2 separate regions of the Mus musculus genome follow, and region 2 is linked to region 1. A link is a loop called in an ENCODE intact Hi-C map of the cell type or tissue named here. Cell type or tissue: heart. All regions are shown on one strand.

Region 1 (8,000 bases):
GAGAGAGAGAGGAAGAGAGAGAGAAAAAGAGAGAAAGAAAGAGAGGGATGAGATAAAGATAGGACAGGGGGATGAGTTGGTGACAGGACAGAAGGATGAGGTGGGGACAGGACAGGGGGATGAGCTAGTGACAGGAAAGAGGGAGGAGGTGGGGCAGGACAGGAGGATGTAACCATTTCAGACTTACTGGAATGGTGACGCCATCCCCATAAGTCCTTGCCACAGATTCTCTCCCGAGTCTGTCATGAGGTGGTTTGTAATGTTTTCAGGACACTTCCTGTAGATATTCCAGTGAAAGCTGTGGAGCTGCTCTGGAGAACTGTGCACATACAGGTTCTGATGTCCCTACTTGGTTCCAGCTTGGTTCCCCCGGTCCCCCTCACTGAGAGGGCTCCTATGGGCTGGTGTTCTTATCCTCAACCAACTCCCCACCTGGCCCTGAATATTCTGCCCTTTTTTATTCTGCTCTGGATAGAGCTTACCTGGAAGGAGTGGAAGAGGTACCAGAAGCCCCAGGCATTGATGACATTGTAGTACATGGAGAGGAAGAAGGAGACCACAACACTGGCAACACCTGTGAGCAAGCAAAGGGCCAAGCTGAAGATCAGATGTCTGTGACTTAGCCAGTGGCACCTGAATGACAGAACTCTGGTGACATCCCCAGAGAGGATCACTTTTTCTTAAGGTTTCATTAGACCTGACATTACATCTATGACCTCTTCTGAGGTTATTCCCCCTAATCTTTGATCATCTGAAATGAGAAACTAATGACAGTTTTATATATATATATATATATATGTAAGTGTCAGGTCCTGGGCTCAGTACTTTCTATGCCTTTAGTACTCACAACAATATTGTCCTGGTTTCAAAGAGTAAACTGAAGCTCAGAGCTTTTCAAAAGCTACCTAATAGAGCTATGGAGAAGTGCCAACCATATGCCTAATGCGATACTTGTTCCTTTTGGAGGTTGAGTCACTGCACCCAACCCATCCATGTAGCAAGAGTGTGAGATGTGGATGGGACAACCACTGCCCTCCAACCTGATCTGACCTATGAGGGATCCACAGAGGCGTTGTGAACAAAGGGAGAGTTTGCTATCAGGTTACTGTATAGTGGGCTCACACTGGCCCTCAGGAGTATCATCCCCAGTCTTTGCCATCCCACATATAACCTGGACGGAGCTGTTGACCTTGGGTTTGCTGGTCTATACTAGGACCAAAGTCATTACATAGCAGCTCTCTCTACCCCATTGGGAGTTCTGGCCAGGAAGTGGGGGCCTAGTATCCAAGAGGCCAGGCAGCCTTCATTGTTTTTCAAATGTGCAGCATACTGTGCTACCTCAGCATACTCTGTGGTGGCCTTCATAGCTTTTCACAGAGAGGAGGCACTTTGAAAGTGACTCCTAATGCCCCTGACATATTTCTTCTAAAGCTGCACTAGGTCACATCAAATTGATCCCTCTGCATTCCTGAACTATTAGCTTTCCTGCCTGCTCCCCTTTCTGGGGCACAAAGGTTCACAGAACATCTAAGGCCACTGATGGCCCTGGGTCCTGGACTTTTACAAAGTAGGAGAGCCACATCCTGGAGGTGCTGGGGGACAGTGACTGAAGGTCATTCTGGAAGGGTGCACACCCCGTATGCATAGGTTCCTTGGCTTCTGGCCACAGGCACCATTTATGGTGCCTCACAGCTCCTACATGGTGTGGTGAAGATGAAATGAGCTCACACACTGCCGTGTCAGTACCACACATTAAGCAAAGAACAGTTGTTTACATTCCCAGATGGTAGATGGCTGGGATTGAATAAATGTTTCTGTGTCAGGAATTTATGTCCAACCATTCACAGAATCTCAAGGTCAGAGAGGAGATGCCCTGAGATGGGAGTTTCCCAAGGGGCTGTATTTGGGAGTCAGAATCCAGGTCCCTCTCTGTCTAAGTTCCATGGCAGCCCCCCCCCCGTCCCCCGCCGCCCCTGCCAAGCTGTCAGTCCAGCCAGTCACAGGTCCTGCTCATGCACAGCAACCTGCACACCTGTGATGCCCAGGAACATGAATCTGTCAGGACCTGAAAAAATAACCCACATACCGACACCACTGAGGTAGGGGCTGATGGTCCTCCAGGCACCAATGCTGCCCTGCCGCATGCGCTGTCCCACGGCCAGCTCCAGGTACAGGAGTGGCATCCCCTCCACAATGAGCATGATGATGTAGGGGACCAGGAAACTCCCTGTGGACAGGAGCATCCAGGTCAGTGTGGACAGATGGGCTTTACCCGGCCCCACCTCTGTGCAACTGTGCTTCTATCACCTGACTTTCCCCATGCAGACCTCCCTCTACCCCATCCATCTCCCCTCAGAGATTTCCACTGAACCTCCATTCCTCTGCCCAAGTATTTTCCTTCTTCCTCACACCCATTCCTCTATGATTCCTCTCACCATATATCAGTCCACCATCTGTCTGACCATTGATGCATTTATCCAACCAACCAACCAACCAACCAACCAACCATCCATCCATCCATCCATCCATCTTCTTCTTTTCTTCCTTCTCTCCCTTGATCTGTCTACACATAAATCTATCTACCCATTTTAGTAAAGGCTATGTTCCCACAAGCTGTATGGAGTAATAGTACAAGTCTCAGAGGTTATAAACTAATCTCACTTTTTCCCCAGGATGTCAAACAGTGACCACAGCAGGCCTAGTGCATCCTAGGACTCATTTGACTACTGTTTTGTGTCAGGTGGAAATCCAAGGCTTGGTGTCAAGTGGGAATGGGGACTTTTTTCATACTGCCCAGCAGTCATTTCTATCACTCTCCCAACCCCCAATAACACATTTCAGGCAAATGAGCTCTGTAATTCTCTTGACAAAGACATTAAACCAATTGAAAATTCAGGTAAATTAAGTGAAATCCACATTACAAATTTTATATAAAAATATAAAAATGTATCATAGACCTGTATTTACTATCTAGAGCTTAAAATTTAAAGACTAGGAGAAATATTTAAAACTTCAGGTTAGGCAAAGATGTTTTAAATGCAAAAGCAGCCACACCATGTTTGGAAGGCAATGCTGGTAAATTGAACTACATTACATTTCCCCCCCCTTGAACAACACTTAAAAGAACAAAAGACCAACTTCAGACTTGGAGAAAGTATGTATAAAACACACACCTGAGACAGTGTGATAGAGGAGCCCCAAACTGACAGACATTCTGCCAAACAACACACCGTAGTGTACTCAGTTGCATCTCAGAAGACATGAGATTGGGTCTTTCATAAAGAATGGAAAGGCACTGGCTCTTATGGTGCTTCTACAAGAAGCACCATACATAGCAAGGCACAAGGCTGGCTTTGAGCGGATACTTTCTTAGTGAAGGCAAGCACGGCAGGGGGCGATAGTGAGATGTGAACTCAATTCTTACAACAAACTTCACTTTTGTGATTACAATCTATGCTGCAGACCAGAACCCTAGTAACCTAATCACCTTGGAATATCCTAATAACCTAATCACTTTGAAATATCCTACTTCTGAATACTACTGAGTGGGGATCAGATTTCTAACACACGAACAGAATAGTATCTGCAAATGGCAAATGGCCTCATCAGGAGATATTAAAAACTAGAACTCACCAGGCAAGTGCACATTTATATAACGAGATAAGAGAAATGTGCTGCATATTAATATAAAATATATTGCAATTGGTTTGAAATAAGTCTCCTGACTAACCCTCTTCTAAATGAACTACTCCCATGCCTCTATGATTTAGAAATTCTGATATACAAGGAGACTTTGGCATCAGAGGGAAAGAACCTGCAAGAAGCATACTTGGTAAATTAAATATGGTCACTATTCTTCAATGCTCCTACAAAGAGGGGAGTTTTTTCTCCCAACCGTCTGATTCTAGGCTGGCCTTGGAAAGTGCTTTGTACAATGGAGTGTGTGTGTGTGTGTGTGTGTGTGTGTGTGTGTGTGTGTGTTTAAGCCACTTGTGTTCCAAGGCCTTGCAGTTTTTCATTCTCATGGCCAGTGGGCAACATGTATGGGAGTCCTTGCAGGATCAGAGACTACATGCTGGAGAACTGTGGGTCTCTACCTCAAGTGCTAAATGTGTAGGGCTTGTAGCCACATGATCAGGGCCAGACAAAGTAGAGCAACTATTTCAGTCCCACACTGTATGAAGTGACTATTGTTGTCATAAGTCACTACCATGTCCGCTTTGTTTCTCAGTACTTCCACTTGGGTTCCATAAAAGCAAAGTTCTCTGACTCCCAATGCAATTAACAAAACCAGGACATTTACTATACAGACTTCCTAAAATGCCACCAGTTCCCAAGAGTAGGACCCAGCATGCAGTCAGATAGATCTTCAGATCTGGTCTTAAGGTCTCCTAGTTTGTTTGTTTGTTTGTTTTTGATGAATTTGATTCTTCAGAAGTTTACCAGAGAGCTGTTTTGTGGAATGTGTCTCTTATGAAGTTCTGGCAGAAACACTGACCTGACCTGGTGCTCTCCTTCAGAGGTACAAGCCGTCCATTTCTTCCTTCTTGGCAATGCTGACTTTACACACGGCTTATGTGGTGGCTGCTAGGTTTCTCTGCTGAACTGAACCCTTCTATTTGAAACAATAAAGTACTTTGGAGGACATGCTTTTTGTTTGCTTTTGTTTTAGAGCATGGTTTCATTTCATAGCTTAGGCTGGCATGGTCCTGCCTCAGCCTCCCAAACACTGCATTATAGGCATTGAACGTGACTTGGAGGACTTTGAGACCAGTTAGCTAGTACATTCTTGTTCTTTTGTGTAGTCATTTTACACGAGCCAAGGATTCTTACCTAAAACTGTGACTAGTGCATTAGTTATATTTTATAAATCCTCTGCCTGTCCTATATTCTATCATTTTCAAGTGATTTGTCATGTACAACAGACAACTGGAGCACATATGAGCAGTTTTGGTCAACATCCCTGCCACCTGTACTTCTGTGTTAGCTTGGGTGAGTGGAACGCTTAGTAACAGGGCAGCTGGGAGGAAGGGATGTGATTCTTATTCCTTGCCTCCCTGAGACCTGTCAATATACCTCTACCAGGGTTGTATTATGCAGCACTACATCTCCACACTGGTCTTTTGGCTCCCAGCTTACAAGTGTCCCCTGGTTTTGTCGGAGAGTATTGTACTTTATCCCTCAATCTCTTACCTGGTCAAACCCTCTTTTCTTGGTCCTTACACTTGAAATGCAATTTGTGCTTCCTCCTTGGTCTCTGAGGACTTCTTTCCCTCTGTGGTCACTGCTCCCTAGCTCGGAGCCCTGAGCCAGGCTCTAGATCACCACTGTCCTTAGCTCTTAACAAAGGGTCTATCAAGGAGTAGTCCTCAACAGATTGTTGGTGATAATGGCCCTACACTAATGGCTCTATTTAGAGGGGTGCATAATAAAGATATTACTGGAGGATAATGGTGGAAATGTCTTGCAAGTTACTCATATTGCTAGTAACAGAGCACCTAAAAAATTCACATAGTGGCCAGCAAGATGGCTTAGTAGGTGAACGTGCTTGCAACCAAGCCTGCAACCAAGCCTGATGGTCTGAACGTGCAACCAAGCATGATGGTCTGAACGTGCAACCAAGCATGATGGTCTGAGTTTGAGTCCTTGGACACACATGGTGGAAAGAGAGAACCGAGTCTCAAAAGGTACTCTCTGATCTCTAAACAAACAAAGTAAACAGCCTAAAAATTCACACAGAACTATTTTAACCTCCTTTGACTTTACTTGTGTGCCCCCCTGGATCAGTTACAGAAAGTCTATCCATAAGGATAGGCAGTCTGAGGGACTCTTTGAACTTATGATAAGACACTGTATGTAGATCAACACAAAAGACCAGCATGTTAGAACAAACGTCGCCCTCTGAAATGGACTTGCTGTGAGGAAGAGAAGAAAACAGACAGGATTTATGTTTATTGGGTATCATCATGCAATGATGAAGAACAGTGTAGAAGAAAGCAGGTTTCATAAAGATTAAAAAAGGAGCCAGCCTTCAACTCCAGCACTCAGGAAGTAGAGGCTGATGGATCTCTGTGAGTTCAAGGCCAGCTTGGTCTACAGAGTGAGCTCCAGGATAGCCAGGGCTACACAGAAAAACTCTGTCTCAAAAAACCAAATGAGATAAAATAGAGATATAAAAGTATGGTGGTTGAATTTAAAGCCCAGAGGGAACAAAAAGAAAAGCACAGTGGAAATGATTAAGAAACTCTCAGAAAAAGAATCAAGAGGTGGATATCATAAGAACAGACAAGGCCTGGCCAACAAGCTTGAGCCCTTACTCTCTCTAGAACGGAGGGAAAGAGAACCCTATAGACATAACAGCTGGGACATGTAGTGTGATTGAGATTACAGAATATAACATACATTTCTGATATTTTAAGTGCCTAGGATACCTAAGAATTAATAAAATTAGCTGCAGAGTTCTCCTTCACAGAGTTAAACATCTGAAAACAACAGAAAAAAAAATTTTGAGCAAAAGAGATTACAACGCATTTATGGTTCTAAAAGGAAAGATAATCTCAGACTTCATATTTTCTATTCCTGAAAAAAAAAAAAATCACTTGTTGATGCAGCATGGAATCCAAGAAAGAACTCAATTGTGGATTGTGTTCTAAAATCAGTAATCAGTAATAAATAAATAAGCAAAACAATGAAGTTTAAAAACAATACAGTTAGCCAGGCAGGAGTGGCAAATGCAAATTATCCCAGCAGAGGCAGGAGGATCTCTGTGAATTCAAGGCCAGCCTGGTCTACAGAGTGAGTCCCAGGACAGCTAGGGCTACACAGAGAAACAAAAATCTCGAAAAACCAAAAGTAAATAAATGATGAAATAATAATAATAATAATAATAATAATAATAATGATAATAAGGTTGATTTAATTGGAAAAATAATATAAAAGAAAAGGAACTCATGAATAGGGAGACACGATTTTTTTATTAGATATTTTCTTCATATACATATCAAATGCTATCCCAAAAGTCCCCTATACCCTCTCCCTGCCCTGCTCCCCAACCCACACACTCCTGCCTCCTGGCCCTGGCCTTCCCCTGTACTGGGGCATATGATCTTCGCATGACCCAGGGCCTTTCCTCCCATTGATGGCCAACCAGGCCATCCTCTGCTACATGTGCAACTAGAGACACAGTTCTGGAGTGGGGGTGGGGGTACTGGTTAGTTCATATTGTTGAAATTTATTTATTTATATGAGTGCACTGTAGTTATCTTCATGCCCACCAGAAGAGGGCATCGGATCCCATTACAGATGGTTGTGAGCCATCATGGAGTTGCTGGGAATTGAACTCAGGACCTCTGGAAGAGCAGTCAGTGTTCTTAACCACTGAGCCTCCTCTCCAGCCCCAGAAACATGATATTAACAGTAAAATCATCATTACATATATGAAGTCCCAGATTATATTTTTAAAATGTGCTAAGTAATGAGGTAAGGAAAAGAGCAAGAAGCTCTTTTGTGGTTTGAATGTGTCCCTCAAGTGCCACTCTTTGGAAACTCAAGTCTTTAATTCGTATGATAATGATATGTGGGCGTGGGACTATGAGAGATGATTGGATCATTGGGCTCTGCAGTAATGAATTAATGGACTATAGAGGGAGTGGCTTTGAAATAAAAGCAGGTTTTTCTAGGCAGAGTTGCTCTGTTTAAACATGTAGGGTTGTCATGTTATGATACAGCATTGTGCCTCCCCAGATGCTGAGCAGACTGCACTACGCTGGCTAAGCAGGTTCATCGTCATTGTTAACTTGACTAGATTTAGAATCATTGTAGGAACACACCTCTGCAGGTGTCAACGAGGATGCTTCCGGAAAAGATACAAAAAATTGAGAAGCGAATATCTACATTACATATGGGCTAGTGTTCCGGACTGAATAAAAAGGAGAATGAGGGGCTGAGGAGATCATTCAGTCAGCGAAGCACTTGTCCTATAAATGTGAAGATCTGAGTTT
Region 2 (8,000 bases), 110 kb after region 1:
CTTAAGGGAAACAGAATAGGAAAGTAATGGCAGAGTAAGGATAGTTTTAGACTGACCTACCTCATAGGCAGTTTTCACTTCTGTAGAACGAGCAGCTTTCCTCTGTCTCCTGAACATTATGCTTTCAGGTTTCATGTCTTAGCTGATGAATTTTTCCTACCACAGAGCAATGTTTCCTCACCTCATCCCATGATTCTACACCCTTCAAACCTCCAGGGTCAGCAAGAGTTACTTTCTCAGTGAAGCCCTTCTATTCATACCCTGGTGTTGAAAGGAGGATTCACTTTTCCTTTCCCATAACCTCTCAGGACATTGCTTTTGTGTCATTTCCAGCCTTAACCTCCCCACTGAGCTTGCATGTGAGCTCCTTGGGGGTGTGAATTCTCACACATAGTGCTTACACCTAGCTAGTATGCAGCACACCTAGCCACCGCTGTGAGATGAAGGTGATCTCAGCTCTCACAAAGCCATATTCTGAACAGAGCATTTGCATAGCCTGCTTCTCCATTGTCCATGCAGTCCTGGGACCAGGAGGGACTGTCATTGCCCCATTTCCTAACTGAGAAATCCAGGCTCCGAGAGGACTCTTGTTGCCAAGCCTCACTGACAGAAAGGATTAATCAAAGGCAGAGGAGCTATGGTATCTGGTCCAGTGCTCTCCCAGCAGTCTGGCCTGTCATCTAGATAGACTCTGCTGTCAGGAGGTCGTAAGGAGAGTGAAGAGCAGGTCAGTGTGGAGTCGACGTCTGCTCAGTCCTGGGAGTTTCATGGTTCCTTCCCTCTCTGTGTGTTTTGTCATATGTGGGCTTTCCTAGTTCTTCTTCCCCTCCGGCCCCCATCCCTCCTCAAGGCGAGAAGGAAATGAAAGCTGGGTCTGTGACTAGCTGTGTAGAATACATTTGACCAGTGTCTGGACAAAGATTAAAGAGGAACCAATGTAAAGTCCAAGGCTGCCTGTAGTTCACGTACTACTTCAGGGAGGAGTGCCTGTTTGTTTTCTCCTTTTGTTCTCTTCAAATTTCCTGTGTGCCAGAAGTAAACTCATAACGGAAGAAAGAAGAATCTTTTAAGAAGCTAGTGCTGGATTTCCACCACAGCTGGAGCAGGCTTTAGAAGCAGATGTGTTGAGCAGAGGACACTTGGCTGTTACGTCTTTTCCTTCCTTCTTTCTCTCTCTCTCTCTCCTCCTTTAAAAAAACTGACAAGTTATTTTTATGATCGCTCTTACAATTTCACACACTTGATAAACATTCTAATGCACTACAAAATTTATAAGAAGGATCAAGTCTAATTTTTCACTATTGATCATGGGTTAGGCTTTTTCAGAATGGCTTCTGTTCCAAGAATGGCACAAGTTCTTGTATATGTATTTTAAAGATCAAAAAGCATAGTCTTGTACAATTTACATTTTAATCTAATAATTTTAGTGACCTTGTTTTTAATGGGCCTGGAGCATTTCTTCTTTTTAATTGGCTATGTGTGTTTTGGAGTATGTATATCATAATGTGACCAGCTGCTATGTATTTAAGTTGTTTCCAGACTTTTGTTCTGCAAGAAAATGCTGCAGCATTGACAGAACAGAACATCTGCTGAACAGCAGTGTCCTGCCCTACACATTTTGATACTGTTTCATCCACCCCTGAAAGGCTAATAAGTACCAACAGCTACACACTCTGTACCATGAAGGTTTCTTCATTCTTATACCCACACCATTACTGTCTGTTGCTGTCTTCACCCTAAAACCTGCTGTAATCAAAACCACCTTCCTTTTCTGACTTCTTTCTTTTGAAAAATGTATTAGGAGTCATGTGCTCACTGTTCAAACTCTTCATTCAAGGAAAAAACAAGTGACATACGACACTGATACTAGAAATTTATGGAATGATTTATGACTCATGCTTCTCAAAGCTGGTTGCTTAGTTAGGGGGTATTTTTCATTTAGTGGAAAAGCAATTTTTATCTCCAAAAGGTTGCTTTTTGTTGTTTTAAAAAACAAAATTCCCAGCCGTTCAATTTTACCAAATGGAGACTCAGGAGCTAGATGCTGTGATGAAAGCTGTAGCTCAGAGACAGAGAAAGCACCCAGCTGACCTTCCTACTCTACTGACTTTCCAGAAGGAAAAATCTTTCTCTTTCGCCAAGCTGTCTTAAACACCCTTCAACTCAAAGACCCTCCTTTCTGTTTACTTATGTTCACTCCCTATCAGCTGGTTGCTTGCTCCACCTCTTGACCTATGGTTTACTCACCTCAAGTACTTGTTTACAGTAAACAGAAAGCTCTAGGAGTAAAGGCTCAGCCATAGTTAGAAACAGATTCTTACAGTTCAGTCTCAGGGGTTCACAATGTGATCAAATATCCTGCAACAGCTTTTCTTTTTGTGAGTGCATTCCTATCTTAAGATTGACTTAGTGATATCTGAAATGTGGCTGAACAGAAATCTATCCCCTCCAAAAGAGCAAAGGACCCCAGAAGAGGTTACTCTCAAACTTAAGAAGAAAGGAGAAGAGTATAATATTTTTTTCTGAAAAGATGCATGCCTCATTTCTATCCATTCAGAAGTATTTCAAAGTAATTATAGACAGAAATTGGAGATAAGATACCAGATATCCAGAAGGAATGCTTAAATGGTATGAGCCAGTTCCTGTTAGAAGCCATGCAGCCAGATTATTTAGGTAGGGAAGAATAAATAATAAGACAAAATGCCATAATTTGATGAAAAGAAAAGGGATAAATAGTTGTGCAGATACTCACAGAAACAAAGCCGGGAAGGAAAATACATTGATATCAGTTTTTGGAGATGTAAATGTCTGGGCATTTTGCTTTTTTCTCTCTCTCAACTTTTGTATATTTGCCAAATATTTAAACATTTAAAAGATTTATATTTTGGTGTGTTTGTACCTGTGTCGTCTGTGTGGGAGTATGTACATGTGTGCAGATTCCTACAGAAATCAGAGGTATTGGCTCCTCCCAGAGTTGGAGTAACTAATGGTTGTGTGCTCCCCGATGTGAGTGCTAGGAACCAAACTCAGATCCTCTTTAAGAGTGTTATATAGTCTTAACCACTAAGCTATTTCTCTAGTTCCATAGAAACATATTTTTAAAAGAAAAGTAAAAACCAAAAACATTATGTTTAAAGAAAATATAAAGATTTCCTTCTAATTAAAAAAAAAAGCAACTCCCCCCCCCCAAAAAAAAGACTTTTCTCAGCTACCACCAGATAGAGTAAAATCAATGAGGTTGTGACCCAAGCTGAGCCCCACACTGACTCAGATTCAGGCCCCCTCCAGGCTTTCTTCTGCTTGGGGTCAATATCCAAGACATTTTTTTCTCTAATTTTTTGGTAACTTTTTCAGATCTAGTTACAAACATACAGAAGACACAGAGCCGTGGTGTTTATCTGTTTACCTTCAGTATATCTATCCATTTATCTATGTAATCGAATTTTCTTTTAGACAGGGTTTTGCTATGTAGGCCAGCCTTCCCTGGAGCTCACAATCGGGTCCTTTCTCCAAGTGCTGGGATTACAGTGCTACATCACCACACCAGTCCTCTATTCCACTTTAAAACTGTGAATTTGTGTGGCTCCCTCACTTCCAAAGCACAGCACAAGGCAGGCAGTTCGGTGCTTTGGAGATCTGCTGTACAAAGGGCAGGAAAGGAAGTTCAGGCAGTTTGTTGTGGGCTTGCTAATAACGAAGATGATTGATTGCTGTGCAAAAGAGAGGGAGAGAGGGAGGGGGAGAGAGAGAGGGGGAGAGGGAGGGAGGGAGGGAGGGAGGGAGGGAGGGAGGGAGGGAGAGAGAGAGAGAGAGAGAGAGAGAGAGAGAGAGAGAGAGAGAGAGAGAGAGAGAGAGAGAGAATCTTATTTTCCTTGTTACGTTGGACTTCTTTAAGTCCTAGTAACAATAAAGACAAATAGCAAAAGGAAAAATGTGTTCTTGTACACCTATCTATCCCTGTGAAACCATCACAGCCATGGGTCTCCCTCCTCCCACTCAGACTTTCCCCCTCACCTTTGCATCCTGACGGCCCTCATGTTCTCCTCCTCAGTCTCTTTCCAGGAAATCTCTGGTCTGCCTTTGCCACTGGAGGCTGGTCTGCATTATCTTGAATTTTATGTAAGTGAAAGCAAACAGTATATACTTTTAGATTTGTCTCCCTTACTCAGCATAAAATTCCTTTGAGACCAATCTGAGCTCCTGTGTGAGGTGGCCATTCATTTCTCCTGTTATGTAAATGTTCCAGCAACTTTTCCATCTATTACTAAATCTATAGTTTGGCTGTCACCAAAAAAGCTGGTGTGAAGAGTCATGTGCAAGTTGCTGTGGGACATATGGATGCATTTTTTCCTTAGGTAATTTCTTAGGAATAGGATAATTGGTTGTATGGTAAGCATATATTTGGGTTGGGAGACGTCTCAGTTGTTAAACTACCTGCTGTGGAAGCGTGAAGACTCATTTGTATCCACAGCACCATAGAAGCCAAGTACAGTAGTGATGTCTATAAGCCCAGCTCTGAAGGGGTATAGACTGGCTGATCTCTGAGTGAGAGGTTCTGCCATAACAAAACAAACCAACCAAACAAACAAACACGAAAAAAGCAAAAGCAAAGAAACAAGGTGGGTGCTAGAGAGATGACCCAGCAGTTAAAAGTATTGGTGGATGCTCTTCCAGAGGATCTGGGTTCAATTCCAAAGCCAGGGGATCTGATGCCCTCTCCTGGCCTTTTCTGGCATTATGCACGTATCTGGTGCAGTCCTATCAATAGGCAAACACAAATATGCATGAGAGAGAGAGAGAGAGAGAGAGAGAGAGAGAGAGGAGAGGAGAGGAGAGGAGAGGAGAGGAGAGGAGAGGAGAGGAGAGGAGAGGAGAGGAGAGGAGAGGAGAGGAGAGGAGAGGAGAGGAGAGGAGAGGAGAGAAGAGAAGAGAAGAGAAGAGAAGAGAAGAGAAGAGAAGAGAAGAGAAGAGAAGAGAAGAGGAGACTTTCTGTTGACTTTTGGCCTTCACACACACACACACACACACACACACACACACACACACACACACACACACGTTCCCAATCTGACAAACTGTTTTCTAGAATTGTTGTATCTCATTCTGTGTTATGAAGTCAGGCCGTGTGAAAAGCAAAGCCGCAGGAAAGGAGGCAGCAGAACACACTGGATTCGTGGAGCAGGTCTTCTAGTACCGAGATGTGTAGTGCTGACTGAGGGCTGGGGTGGAGGCACTGGCCAGGCACAGAGCCCTCTTCAAAGGAGTCCAACTCTGGGTTTCCCTCCCAGGCTGGGTGCCTACACACTCTTCTTAAGGGAGCTCTGACCTGGTATTGCTAGCTTATGCTTAGGCGATATAATAAAGTGGGGGTGGAGAGAGAAGGAGTCATTCTCAGACCTTAGAGAAGTTGAACCAAGAAGAAATGAACTATGGCAGAAGGATGGGCTGGAGACTACCTAAGAGGTTCATCATTCACAGATGCAAGTTGTGTGAAATACCTACGTTAAAAGAAATTAAGCATTAAACCCTGTCTATTACTGTAAAGAAGTAAGCAGTCACTCAGGAACTGTTGCTTTCATTCTATATTTTCAATAATATTCTGATATGCTGCTACAGTCCGAAAAGGAACATGCATTTTAATACTTTCTTGTGATTTTTTATCACAAACAAGTTTAATGTTGAATCTCCACCTTTGGTTTTTGGTTCCCAAAGTGCATCTGTAAATTTTTCTTCTTTCTGATTTTTACCCTTTCTTTCTAGAAGCTGATTGGCGTCCGATCCACCATGATGCCCACAGAACTCACAGTGAGTATAGTCATGACCTCAGGTGCCTCAGAACACTTACTCTCTCTCCCTGGGCCTCCCTGCATGGGGCTATGGGAAGGAGTCTGCTGTGGGGATGGAGTTTCCTTGTGGTGCTCCAGGCTAAGAGCTCTGTCAGGGGTGCCCATCACTGTACGGGATGTTTCTGGCTATATCTACTCTCTTTGTAAACAAAGTAAGCATTGGGAGGGGCATGCTGTAAATACAGAAAACTTAAAATTTAAATTTTATTAATAGCAGAGGAGTTTTGTGCTCTTTGACTATGATAGGCTTTGTCCCATATGTTTTCTGATGCTCTCACAAAGGAAAGAGAGAACCCACTTGTTTTGTTTAATAAACGCCGTGTGGTGGGGAAATACTTGCCTTTCTCTCATAAGCACTCAGCTCTTTCAAAAGCTGACAGTGGTATTTTCCTGAGAGCCTAAGAACGGAGCCAAGTTAAGCAGGTCAAAGAAATCATTGTCTGGATTCCTTTAAAACACACACACACAGACACACACACACACACACACACACAGACACACACACACACACACATACACACACATACATACACACATACACACACAGACACACAAATACACAGACACACACACACACAGACACACACACACACAGAGACACAGACACACACACACAGACACACACAGACACACACACAGACACACACACACAGACACACACACAGACACACACACACAGACACACACACACACAGAGACACACACATACACACACAGACACACACATACACACATACACACACACAGATACACACAGACACACACACAGACACACACATACACACATACAGACACACAGACACACACACACACACACAAACTGCAATTAAGCATAGGCTGAATTGATTCTAGAATCAAATCTAAGCACCTTATAATATTTGAAGGCTTTCATTTTGCTTCTGTAAAAGGGAAAATATGTTTTACGTGTAGATAATGGAAACTAAACCACCTCAGTGCAGCAAACAGATTTTCCTTCAGACCTTGTAGGTTTCTACGACCTACAGAATGTGGTGGCCAAATTAGGTTGTCAATAAAATTATTTATGTCACTCCAATATGTCCTTAGCATTGTCTGGGAATATTTATATGATTGTACATACTGTTAATCTGATCCTAGTAAGGCGAGGAGGCAACCTTGATTTTCTCTGCAGTAGAATTTGGCTCTTGGCCTCTGAGGCTGAGAGACCAATGCTGAGCAGCTTCTTCTGAGATGTCTCTCTCTTGGTTTCTCATTTGCCATTTCGGAAAATAGCTAAACATGAAAAGGCAGCCTAAATAAAAGGCGTGCCTCCCAACAGTGATGACCCTCCATGGTCAGAGAAGTCCTGATGGACCACTGAAGCCAGGTGCTGCATATGCTGCCAGCCCTGTTACTGACCAGGAAGCTGAAAATGGGAGAGGTGATGGAGGGTTCAAGGACTGAAGCAAATCAGAATACAAGTGAGGAATATTGTAGTCACCAAGCCATCTCTCCAGCAGGCAATGGGTCCTGTAATCCTAGCCTAATAAAAAGCCTGGCTCCCTATCCTCCTCTTCAGGCATGCTGAGATGTTTGTCATTCCTCTTTGTATTCCAGCCTCTTGCAGAAGGCATTCAGCTCTCTGTGTTTGTACAGGGACTCACCTTTCCTATCTTACTCAATTGCATGGGTCCTCCAGAACGCCCACTGGCTTGCTCCTCTCGCTTCTCACCAGAGACCAGAACACATCTTGAACTGACCCTTCTCTTATGCACTTTTCCTCATCCCTCCTTCCTTCTCTTGACCCCTTACTCATACTGCCATTAAAATCTGCACCTGTCCTGGGATAACTACATTTGTGAATGTGTGTGCCCTGGAGAAATGTCCTCCCCCTTGGCTTGTGTGGAGGGGTTTGCTATTTGCTTTCAAGCCTTGGGATAATTTAAGAGTCTATTAAAGTTATTTTGAAAATACTTAAACAAACAAACAAACAAACAGAAAAGTAAGAAAACTACCCCCAAACCCTGAACAACAAAACTCCACAAAAGCAGTTTCATTTCACCTCTATGTGAACTGCTAGTTATCTTTGCTCATCTTCATAGTTTAACTGACATCCCTCCAAAATGTTATCTTCCCACCTGTAAGTCTTCTACCATTCTGGTTCTGGGTCTAGGTGATCTATAGTCTAATTCTATC

Evidence for each region. Hi-C counts contacts between places; a loop is a spot of excess contacts. Peaks named below come from ENCODE experiments on the same cell type or tissue, not always from the same donor. Only the 100,000 strongest peaks of a DNase experiment are listed, where the experiment ranks them.
Region 2: it touches region 1 in a loop (1.9-fold over the local background); 5 of 42 quality-filtered maps call a loop at or near these places.

Annotation. Positions count from the first base shown.
Region 1 is chr9:123,662,467-123,670,466 of GRCm38, forward strand. Slc6a20a (solute carrier family 6 (neurotransmitter transporter), member 20A) reads right to left here. Exons shown (of 11, transcript NM_139142.2): 2 at 2,087-2,227; 3 at 483-574. Among named protein-coding and RNA genes, the nearest start is that of Slc6a20a, 12 kb to the right of the region's middle. In heart, a CTCF peak has its summit at 3,395; no DNase peak of the experiment used is centred here; H3K27me3 peaks cover 462 bases.
Region 2 is chr9:123,768,792-123,776,791 of GRCm38, forward strand. It overlaps Ccr9 (chemokine (C-C motif) receptor 9), which reads left to right. Exons shown (of 3, transcript NM_009913.6): 2 at 5,761-5,805. The coding sequence starts at 5,785. Gm17021 (a long non-coding RNA gene) reads right to left here and starts at 4,616. Exons shown (of 2, transcript XR_380030.3): 1 at 4,015-4,616; 2 at 1-1,187. In heart, a CTCF peak has its summit at 4,700 (motif pointing left); a DNase peak (open chromatin) is centred at 850.